Linked DNA regions of Homo sapiens: region 2 is linked to region 1. A link is a loop called in an ENCODE intact Hi-C map of the cell type or tissue named here. Cell type or tissue: K562. All regions are shown on one strand. Each heading gives the region's core, and the rest is flanking DNA. Links, peaks and the distances in the headings are about the cores only. Region 1 overlaps BCAS1-AS1 (BCAS1 antisense RNA 1). Region 2 overlaps TSHZ2 (teashirt zinc finger homeobox 2).

The links. Hi-C counts contacts between places; a loop is a spot of excess contacts. Peaks named below come from ENCODE experiments on the same cell type or tissue, not always from the same donor. Only the 100,000 strongest peaks of a DNase experiment are listed, where the experiment ranks them.
Region 2: it touches region 1 in a loop (3-fold over the local background); 7 of 110 quality-filtered maps call a loop at or near these places.

The regions. Positions count from the first base shown.
Region 1 is chr20:53,937,909-53,943,289 of GRCh38, forward strand. BCAS1-AS1 (BCAS1 antisense RNA 1) reads left to right here. Exons shown (of 5, transcript NR_199019.1): 3 at 2,524-2,690; 4 at 3,377-3,487; 5 at 4,267-5,381. Among named protein-coding and RNA genes, the nearest start is that of BCAS1-AS1, 25 kb to the left of the region's middle. RefSeq lists a silencer at 862-1,156. In K562, for the core only: a CTCF peak has its summit at 2,175 (motif pointing left); a DNase peak (open chromatin) is centred at 2,193.
Region 2 is chr20:53,205,260-53,210,640 of GRCh38, forward strand. The region is part of intron 1 of TSHZ2 (teashirt zinc finger homeobox 2); the gene reads left to right. Among named protein-coding and RNA genes, the nearest start is that of TSHZ2, 240 kb to the left of the region's middle. In K562, for the core only: a CTCF peak has its summit at 3,007; a DNase peak (open chromatin) is centred at 3,042; H3K27me3 peaks cover 604 bases.

The DNA of each region.
Region 1 (5,381 bases), core at 141-5,140:
CTGCAGCCAAAATATAAATCTATGTTACCCTCCAGCTCAAATATCTTCCATGGCTCCCCATTGCCGTCAAGAGACAATTTAAACTCGTTACTATGGACTTTTTACTCCAAGTCCTTGAGATCCATCTGTGCCACCTCCCCAGCTTCCATCCTCTTATCCGTTCTCCTCACAGTCTCACTTCAGCCATGCTAAGCTACCTGCCATTCTCTCTGTGGACCCTGGGCTCTTGCACTTGCTGTTCTTCTGGGAGCCCTTTTGTCCAACGCTTATTCATTCTGTGTGAGTTAACTCAACTGTCACCTCCCCAAAGTGGCCAACCTCCACCCACTGTGGTCTTGCGCCAGTGCCTTCCCCTGAGTCCCATGACACCCTGCATTTGCTTCTCTTACATTGTATTATTATTATCTTTTTGCCTGCCTGTCTCTCCCACAGACATGAAAGCAAGCTTTTATGTACTTAGGTTGGATTTCAACCTTGGCTCTGCCATGTGTGTTCTTGGGCAAAGTTGTTTTTTTCTCTGTGAGCCTTAGTTTCCTCAGCTGCCAAATAAGCAGTGAACAAAGTTAAGTCATGTGACACACAATACCTGGCATATAGTGAGGTTCAATGTTAGCTTTTTTTATCTAAGCATCTTCAGGGCCAGTCTTTGGACCAAACATGCTGTTGATGCTCAGTGAAGTGGTAGCTCTACCTGGACCAGTGGTTTTCAAATTTTCTCCTTCATTGGAACCTCCTGAGAGGCTGCTAAAACACAGGTTACTGGGTCCCACCCCAAGAGTTTTTGATTCTGCGGGTATGGAGTGGGGCTTGAGAGTTTGCATTCCTAACATGTTCTCAGGTGGTGCTGAGGCTGCTGGTCCTGGGACTGTACTTTTAGAACCACTGGGCTGGTTACCTGGGAAGGGTAGATGTCTGGTTAGGGTGATCAGACATTCAGAGCTAAAACAAATTCACACTAGAGGATAAGGCAATCCACAATGGGTGTGGCCACAGGATATTTGTTTAGCAATTTATCCATTCAACCAATATTTGTTGAGTATCTACCATGTCCAGGCATTGTGCTAGACACTGACAATAGAACAATGAATGAGCAAGACAAGAAGGTTCAGATCTTGATAAGTTCACATTCTAGTGGCACTGCTTTGGAAGGTGGGGGCCGTCATTACACAAATCCCATGGGTGTGAATTGAAGGGACACAGTTAGTTTGGGGAATGGTTAGCCTTAAAGCCACTGATACCAATAATGGCTTTACTGTCTACTGTATCATTGTATTGCCTTCTCAACATGATTTCACCAAAATGATTCATTGAAACTGATTATGGTATTCCCATAATCCCCTTGCCTGGAACTGCATCCATCATTCAGCACAGTTTTAGGATGAAGTCAACCCATGGAACATGGCAGAATGGAGTGTCAGAGAACCAGAGCCAGGCTATGAGACTTAACACCAGTTATATGAAACGATACATTTCCTCATTATCGTTGTTAGCTGGAAGAGAGTCTCAGAGAATCAAAGCCAAAGATGTTATACAACACCTATTATATGAAATGATAAATACCCTTATTGTTACGATTATCTGCCAATTCAAGTAGGGGTTTTCTGTTACTTGGTGCTAAAAGTTCCCCATGATAGAATAGCTTGCCTTTCCTAAGTGCTTACAATGTGCCAGCCACTGCACTAAATGTTTGGTATGCACCATCTCACTGCATGCTGGCAGCAACTCCACGAGTAGGCTCTATTATTAGCCCATTGTTGAGGGAGGACACTCAGAGTTTAAATCACTTGCTCTTTAGTTGGGAGTGGAGAAGATGAGAGGTAAGGCTGCTTTGTGGAGCAGGATGGGCCAGTAAGGATTACTTAAATGCATTGCAATGACACCAACTGAAACGTTTTGCAATCACACAATCTTCCTTGAGCTTCTTCCAAGATAGAGCAGATAAGGATGGAAACACAAACCAACCAACCTTATCTTCATTTGGAGGACTGAGAATCATAGAAGGCAACTGACTTGCCCAGTTCAGCTTTCTCGTTCTAGTTCTCCTAATTAAACTTGACTGCTTTCTAGAAGTTAATCAACAAATACACTCTCAGGCTGCTTTGGCCCAGTTTCCCGGTTAGGCAATCAGGGAAAAAGGGCTAGGCATTGTAAAACCCCAGGTCCTGCAGCTCCCCCACGTGGCTGCATTTTGACAAAAGCAAGCTTCTGAGAGAGTAGATCACGTAAGGAACCAGCCCTTCCATGGCTGTCATTAGCAGAAGTGCAGCTGGGGGCCATTTTGTCAAGAAGTGCTTATTTGGAAAAACAAAACAAAACAAAAAATGAAAAAAAAAAAAAAAATCTATACAGGTGCATGCCAGTCCCCCGGTAATGAAATGTAACAAAGGAAGCACTTAAGTTCAGTGAGGGAAATACAGCTTTAAATTACAGATTGTACCCAGAGCACTTTATAAACGGTAATGTGTGATAATGTATTATCCTTACTTCTGTGAAATTGTGGACTGCAACTTCTGCCGGGGCCAGTTAAAGGGCCAGGAGATGGAGAGGGTTGCGTGAATGCCATTCAAGAAAAGGGCAACAGAGGCTAAGGGGTTAAACTCCCCAGAAAACCAATTTATGCAAAGGGCTGGATCCTGACCGGCATTCTGCACTAAAGATCTGAATTACAAATTTAGAGAATTTGCTGCTCGGTAAGTAATTTCTTTTCTTCCTAATGGAGACTATAATTTCCAGTGGGCCGGTGCCACTTAATTTGCACTGATAGAGTGAACAAAATCTTGACCACGGAGAAGCCTAATTCTACTCACCGTGCAAAATTGCCCTTTAAAAAGGCTTAAAGAGGGACATTCAAAGGATGGTTAAAACCAACCCCTATAATCTTACATTGCTGCAAAGCACATTCCCTAGTTTCCCCTGTGTTTGTATCTTGGGTTAGTTAATAATTGGAATTAGTTCTTTTTCCTTCCCTGTAAGGTAGGTAGTGTAGCTGATTTTATTTTTTTAAGGTATAAGATCTACTTGGGATTATCTGACATAAGAAATAACATTGTCAGATTCAGATTGGAGAAATCTGCACCCTTCCAGGCACTCTGAGAAGGGAAAGGACACAGATTCTTGGTTTCTTGAAATCTAATTCTTTAAGACACTTAGAATCTAATTTAATGAGACCCCAGTGCTTCTGGACTGTTTGCAAACAGACAAGAACAATCTAGTGTGTGTGAAGTGGGAGGAGGGAGGGGAGAGAGTGTGTGTTTAAACCCCTGATAATTTATCTAAAAAGCAAGGGGATACATACAACAAAGACCAGGAATTTCACTTTCTTTCTCTTTTCCTTCCCATTTTGGTTTCTATTTTGTTATGTGCCTCCTTCTCCAAGACAACGAATGCAGGAAGGACCTCACTGGCTGCTGGGAACAACTGCCCTTTTGAATGAATTCTTTTATGGTTACCAGTCAAAAAGTCACCGTCAGCTGGAACTGGAAGGGAGGTGTGTGTGTGTGTGTGTGTGTGCGCGTGTGTGTGTGTACGCGCAGTGGCAGCCATTTCAGCTCAATAGCTCCATTCCTGGAAAGGCCACTTCTTCTTGACATGGGAGAAGACACACTTCCCTGTGTACCTAAAAATAAATAATAAGTAAATAAATAATAATAATAAGAAAGTCATTTTTGCTCCCTCCCCCAGGTCTTAATTCTTCTTTCTCTTTTAATCATGTTTTTCTGTGTGCCACCTTTGCTTTGCTTATTTCCCCCACTGCTTGTTCTGTCTGATGGCATTTCTGGGAATCTGTGTCCTAAAGGCTTTCTTGGGTTTATTGGTGAGTTTCAGCTCTTTTTCACTCTAGTTCTGCATAAGGGGTGGGCATTAGTATTTATTGTAAATGCATTGGAAATGGGATCTCAACAACAATAACACACACACACACACACAAACACAAAAATGGAGTATTAACTTGTTTCTTAAGCCATAACTGAATTTAGAGTTCTCCCAGTAAGTCATGCGCTTTACTTCTCTCTGGCATTTCTTGCTTTTTTAAAAAAAAGCAATTTCATTAAAAGACTATTCTCTTTTTTGGCCCAGGAGCATAGGAAACCAGTTATAAAAACTGTTGGCATGCTTTGCAGAGAGATTCTCAGCAAAGAGGCTTTTTTTTTGTTTTATTTTGTTTTGTTTTGTTTGAGTGGGGGCTTGGGAGGGCTCCATCTGCCTTAGTAACTGGCTAAGTAACTGGCCTGGGCTACTCAGTCTGTTTCTCTTCCTCCTGCCTAGGGGCATTTCTTATCTGGGCAAAAAGCCCCTGTACCCAGCGAGGTGAAACTTGCAAATGATACTGTCACCTTCCTCAATGGACTGCAGCTCAGGAGCTCACCAAAGGTTGCAGCAGACAACCCCCACGGTGTTTGGAGACAAAGGAATAGCAGCTGCCTGGTTTCCTTGAATCACCCCGTGCTCTGACGATGGCAGTGATGGGCCTCCCACCAATGGCTTCCCCAAGTGCTGTTTTCCTGCTTCATGCCAAGTTAAGCATTCTGATACTAAGCGGCACGAGATAGTTCTCAACTGGGTGAGGCACAGGTGTGAGTAATCTCGAGGTATGGTCAGGAGGTTTGAAAAAACTAACCCAGCTGCAAGGAAAAGACCTCTGGTCTTTATTGGAAACACGAATTTGACCTGTCCAAGCTGGGAGCTAATAGGCCCCAGCAGCTCAGGATCCCCTCCTCACTTACGCTTGGGTTTTGAGTGATACCATATTTTTCTGAACACATTTTCCAAATGCCTATTTGCCAAAGCCGTGGTGTAATTTGCCTAAGCAGCAAACTTGTCCTTAGAGTCGAGGTCCATCCACATCAGGAGAGTATATTCAATGTTTATCTCCGATCAATGTGTGATGAATTGCATATGAGATAGATTTGTGTGAGCCAATGTGTGTGTGTGGATCTGTGTTAGTTACATGTGTTTATTTGCATGTATGTAAATATGACTGTGTGAGTGCATGGATCTATTCCTGCATGATATATATTTATATATATGAATATGTGCATATATATGCAAATATGGGTATAAATATGTATCTGAACATATAGGTGTGTATCTGTAGTGGACACTGTCAATGCACTCATCCTCCAGTTACTTAGGCATCCCAGCTTCTCAGCTCAATGGGGGCCGCTTGCCCATCCCCCCACCTCCCAGGGCAGCCCAGAATTCACCTACCAGGGTTCAAAGGCTGGCTCCCTTGACTCAAGGTCAAACTATCTGGGTGGTGCAATTCATGCTCCAGTTGAAACCAACCCTTGCCCAACTCTTTTCTTGCCCTCTTCTTTTTCTCTTACTCCCTTTCCCTCGGAGCCCACTCTCAGTATATCCTATGCGTCCAAATCCCCATC
Region 2 (5,381 bases), core at 202-5,201, 730 kb before region 1:
GGCTGGCTTCCAACATGCGCCTAAGCTTAAAATAGCATGCATTTCAGCCCAGAAATTATGGTATCTCTCCAACTTTGAACTTGTGGGCAATGCTTCATTTAAATTCAGAAGACAGAAAATATTTCCAAACAGGTGTACTTTACTCTGTGCAAAATGTACATATTCTTTCTGCATTGAGCTGAAACCAACTATTTGTGACTTGAAACACATTTGATATGCACAAAGGAAGTTCCAAATGTTAAGAAAACTATCCTGGGTCTTTTTAAAACTCGTATAAAAAGATCTACATCTTCCTTCTTTTGTGAATATGCAGCCGCACTGTCCATTTTGCAGGGTTAGGCCTTTACCTACAGGTTTTTCCTAGACATGAGATCCGAGCATATTTACCTGAACCTGATACTTGTCCACAATTTTTATGGAATAGACTCATGGGTGTGTTTGGGAATTGGAGGGTCCCTGGGAATGAATACTCCTCCTGCTCCCTCTCAATGCCTTCATCTGCTTCTAAAAAATATTCAGTAACACTTGTAGAAGGCATGGTGATCAGTGCAGTGTGAGCTTTAGGTTCAGATAATCCTGAGCACTGATCGTGATGCTATAACTTATGAGCTGTGAGCCTGGTGAAGCCATTTACATTCTTTAAGGCTTAGTTCCCTTATCTGAAAAATAAAGACATATGGGCCGGGCACGGTGGCTCACACCTGTAATCCTAGCACTTTGAGAGGCCAAGGCGGGTGGATCACGAGGTCAGGAGTTTGAGACCAGCCTTACCAAAGTGGTGAAACCCCGTCTCTACTAAAAATACAAAAATTAGCCAGGTGTGGTGGCACGAGCCTGTAATCCCAGCTACTCAGGAGGCTGAGGCAGGAGAATCGTTTGAACCTGGGAGTCAGAGGTTGCAGTGAGCCAACATTGCACCGCTGCACTCCAGCCTGACGGCAGAGCCAGACGCCGTCTCAAAAAAATTAAATAAAAAATAATAATAAATAAAGACACACATAGCAGTCACCACATATGATTGCTGTGAGGATTAAAAGAGGTTAGGGTCTAAATGTGCCAGCACAGTCCCTGGCACAAAACAGGCCCCCGAGTACAGTAGCCATTATTACTAAATAATAAACACGATGATGAGGATAATGATTTTTGTTCCTCAGCCCTTGCTTTTACTTTTCTGACTCTAACACTCAGGACTAAACTTGGTCAAAGGGTTAAAACAAATAGAGAAGGGAAAAGATTTCATCTATGAGCCACCAAGGTCATGGGTATTTGGCCGAAACACTTACCTCTTCAAGGCTTTGCATCTGGGTCTTTCATCCCCTTGCTTTTTTGAACACTGTATACCCTCTGTGAATGTAAAAACATTTGAAGAGTATCAAGCACTCCACGGGTAGTGGCAGTTGCAAGAAGTCTGGTCCATTTTTCTACCTTTCACACTGTCAGAGCACGAGACCTTGGGATTTTTATAATCCAAATTGATACTCTCTAGGAAATCTCTTCCACTCCAGCTCCCTGCCCTGGAAAGATTCATTTTCTTGTGGGCATTTCTCCAGCCCTGGTGGGTAACGGTGACTGAGGGTGAATTCCTAACCTTCCCTTGATAAGGTTCAAGTCTTGCTAATTTGAATCTCTCCTATTTTGCTCCCATCCACCTGGTGCTGTTTGATTTATCTGTGCTTGTTTGTGGATTCACTGATCACTTTCTTATTACTCTTCCACCTCCATCCATTTCAGTTTGCGGTGCCTTTCAGGTGATTTCTTATGCCACCCCTTACCACCTGCTCAACCTGACAAATTATCGACTCAAACTGTTGCTCCTGACCTGGCGTGGTCTCTTCCCAGGGATATAAATGATGCAGTTCAGAGGGATAATGATGCCCTAATAAACATACAGTTGTTCCTGTTTCAGCCTGCCCTGTTTGAAATTCAAGCATGCCACAACCACTGGCTGCTGCCCTAGTAAAGGCAGTGAGAAGGAAGAGAGGGAAATTGGAGGGCTGAGGGCTGAGAAATCCACGAGCACCAATAATGAGATCAGAGAAATCACAGAGGGGAGTTGTTGTTTTTTTCAGGGGTGGGGGGCACTTAACATCTTATTTTGCTGTAGTTAAAAATCAGGCAGGAGTGACAGGTTCCCTCTCCAATCAGGTGTGTTCTGAAGCCCTGAAGTTTGGTGGCAAGAAGCAGCAATAAGGCCCCAGAAGCAGGAGGTCAGTAGAGAGGAGATGCCCTCAGCTGCCCATCTTGCCCCTACCCTGGCTCTCACTTGTAGGGACATGGCTGCAGAGGCCTATCTGACCCCAGTTTTGTCCACAGCCACATCTTTAGAGATGAGCACCCTAAATCCCACTTTTATAACTTAGACTCTGAAAACCTTTCCAGATCACAGATTTGGGGCTGCAGCTCTTCTTTTTTATTTTATTTTTTTATTTATTTTAGAGATGGGGTCTTGCCCTCCTGCCCAGGCTGGAGTGCAGTGGCACTGTCATAGCTTACTGCAGCCCTGGGCTCCTGGGCTCAAGCAATCTTCCTATCCTAACTTCCCTAGTATAATAGTTAGGGCTACAGGCATGCACCATCGTGCCCAGATACATTGTTTTACTTTTTTTTTTTTTTTTTTTTTTTGATAAATGAGGTCTTCCTATGTTGTCCAGGCTGGTCTCAAACTCCTGGTTTCAAGCAATCCCCCTGCCTCTGCCTCCCAAAGTGCTGGGATGACAGGCAGGAGCCACCATGTCCAGCCTCCTGTAGTTCTACTAATTGCTATTATTACTCTTCACTGGAGAATCAAGTCAAAAAATCAATAAAACAACATAGATGCAAATATCTTTGACCTTGTTGGCATGACAGTTCTACCACCATTTCCCCTTTAGCTGATGGTAAATCGCATTCGCCCTAAGACCAATTTCTTTGGAGAATGTAAGCCTCTAGCATAAGTAATAAATAAATAAATGCAACCTTAAATCAAGATGAAGACCACCCTAATGTCTTTTCTCTTCACAAACCCACTGGTGGCGCTAGTGAGCAGGGATCACACAGGCTGGCTGTTCCTCACCCTGGACTGTTCCTCCCTTTGGTAGATACAGAAATGGAGAAGACAGGGAGCTCACAGCTACTGTTGCCTGCCCTGTGCCAGGCATCAGCTCTTGTTTCTCATTTAATCCTGGATCAGTTCTTTGTAGTAAGAGGTGTAACCCTGATTTGTGAATGAGGAAGCTGGAAATCAAGCACTCCCCAAGTATTGTAACTTGCATCAAACCCTCCGAGAGCACATTTCCCACCCACATCCTGCTTGACTTGATAATGACTCCCAACACGTACGGATCGCTTACCAGGTGTGAGGCGGTCTGTGTGTCAAAGCAGTGCACTTGGACTTTCTCATTTAAGGTCGCCAACAATCCTGTAGGTTGGAATTGCTGTTCTCCTCATTTTACAGTCGAGAAAATGAGCTCAGAGCAGTTAACTAACTCTTTGAAGGTCATACAGCTAGAAAGTGGTAAATTCTAGAACCTCACCCCCACGCCCTGTAACCACTGTGCAGTGCTACCACAAAGGTGTGTTTGTTTTATTTCCTTATGCCAGAAACACAGTAGGTGGTGCTGCTCAGCAGACAGCTCTGGGCGTCTCTGGGCCCCCTTACTGCTCTGCAGCTGATCCCAGAGAGCCTCTAGGTTTCCAAGTATGCATTGCTTACTCTTTCCTAAGAGCTTTGCCTCTACCAGGACACACCTTTCACTTGTTCCACCTACCCATTTTGACTTGGCATAAAATCAGCTTCTTTGCATGTGAAAAAGACATTTCCAAAACAACCATGACGGCTGTATTTAAAATGCAAATATGCACATTTTTTTTTTCGGAGATGGAGTCTCACTCTGTCACCCAGGCTAGAATGCAGTGGTGCCATCACTGCAATCTCCGTCTCCAAGGTTCAAGTGATTCTCCTGACTCAGCCTCCTGAGTAGCTGGGATTACAGGCATGCGCAACCATGCCTGGCTAATTTTTGTATTTTTAGTAGAGATGGGGTTTCACCATGTTGGTCAGGCTGTCTCGAACTCCTGACCTCAGGTAATCCACCTGCCTCAGCCTCCCAAAGTGCTGGGATTACAGGCATGAGCCACTGTGCGCTGCCAAAATGCACATATAATTTAACACCCAGTTCTCCTCCCAGTACTCTACTGTGCAGTGCAGAGGGACTCATGGGCTGGCCCATTTTATCAGAGCTGTTTGGGGCAATGAAATCATGAAAGGCATTTAAACGCCCATCATTAGAGGTCTAGTTAAATGAATTAGGATATATCAATACTATCTAGCCGTAAAAAAGATACTGACAGGTGGCCCTACCCTGCTGAGGTTTTAAGAGTGCTAATCAGAGAGCCCTCCCATTCTACTTCCAAATCAATCAAAAAGTGAATGCCTGAGTCAGAATGGAATCAGCTGCTTTGCTTGGGGAGAAGCTGGTTTGGAGCCGAGCTGAACTGAAATGGGCCTCCTAACACTTCCCCTTGTGCTTCTGGGAAAGCTTGAAGAACAGTGCATACGTGGAACCTGCAGATGTGAAAACTGAACAATGGCTTTGAACGCATGGACCCTGTTGCACAGCAGGCTCTCACCGGGATGGCACAGAGAAGACGACAGATTCTTCCCTGTTCTTCCAGGAGAGCAGAAGTACCTACTTCCTAGGCAGTGGCAACCACTTGGGGAAAGGAAGAAGATGGCCCCCTCTACAAATGCGTTTCAATTTGGAAACATTGCCTTGATGTAGCGTTAAGTCGGAAAGAAGCAAATTAATAATGAAACGGGAGAGTTCCCAGATCCCCGTCGCAGGACGTGAGACAGGGGTGTGGCTTGCCTGTTGGGTCGTTGCCACTGCTCAAACCCCTGAGGGGTGGGGGAGCACGCAGACAGACAGGTGCAGGAGCCCGAGTGGGTGTGTGTTGCAGTGTGCCGTTTTAGCCCTGCCATCCACGGATGGCTAGAGCGTTAACCAGCTCAATGGACCCTCTGCCTTTTTGCAAGAGCAGAGAGCCAATGTGACAGCTTTCTGTATCCCAAGCTTTTGCCCAGCATCCAAGGGAAAATCGGGCCACATGTGGGCTTGAAGGATGAATGAGGGATTTTATCGAGCGGTGGAGGTGGCTCTCAGTGGGCTGGATGAGGAGTTGGGAGGGGGATGGAGTGGGGAAATGATCTTCCCCTGGAGTTTGGCTGTCCAGTGGCTGAACTCAACTCCAACCGTTTCCACATGAATTCCTGTCAGCATTCAGACGTTCCTTCTCTCTTTCTCTGCCGTGCCATTCCATCGTCCATCTGCTTGTCTCCTTGTCTCCTCATCTGCTTTTGGAGCCTGGGGTTTGGGGTTTATACGACTACAGGATGGGGGATA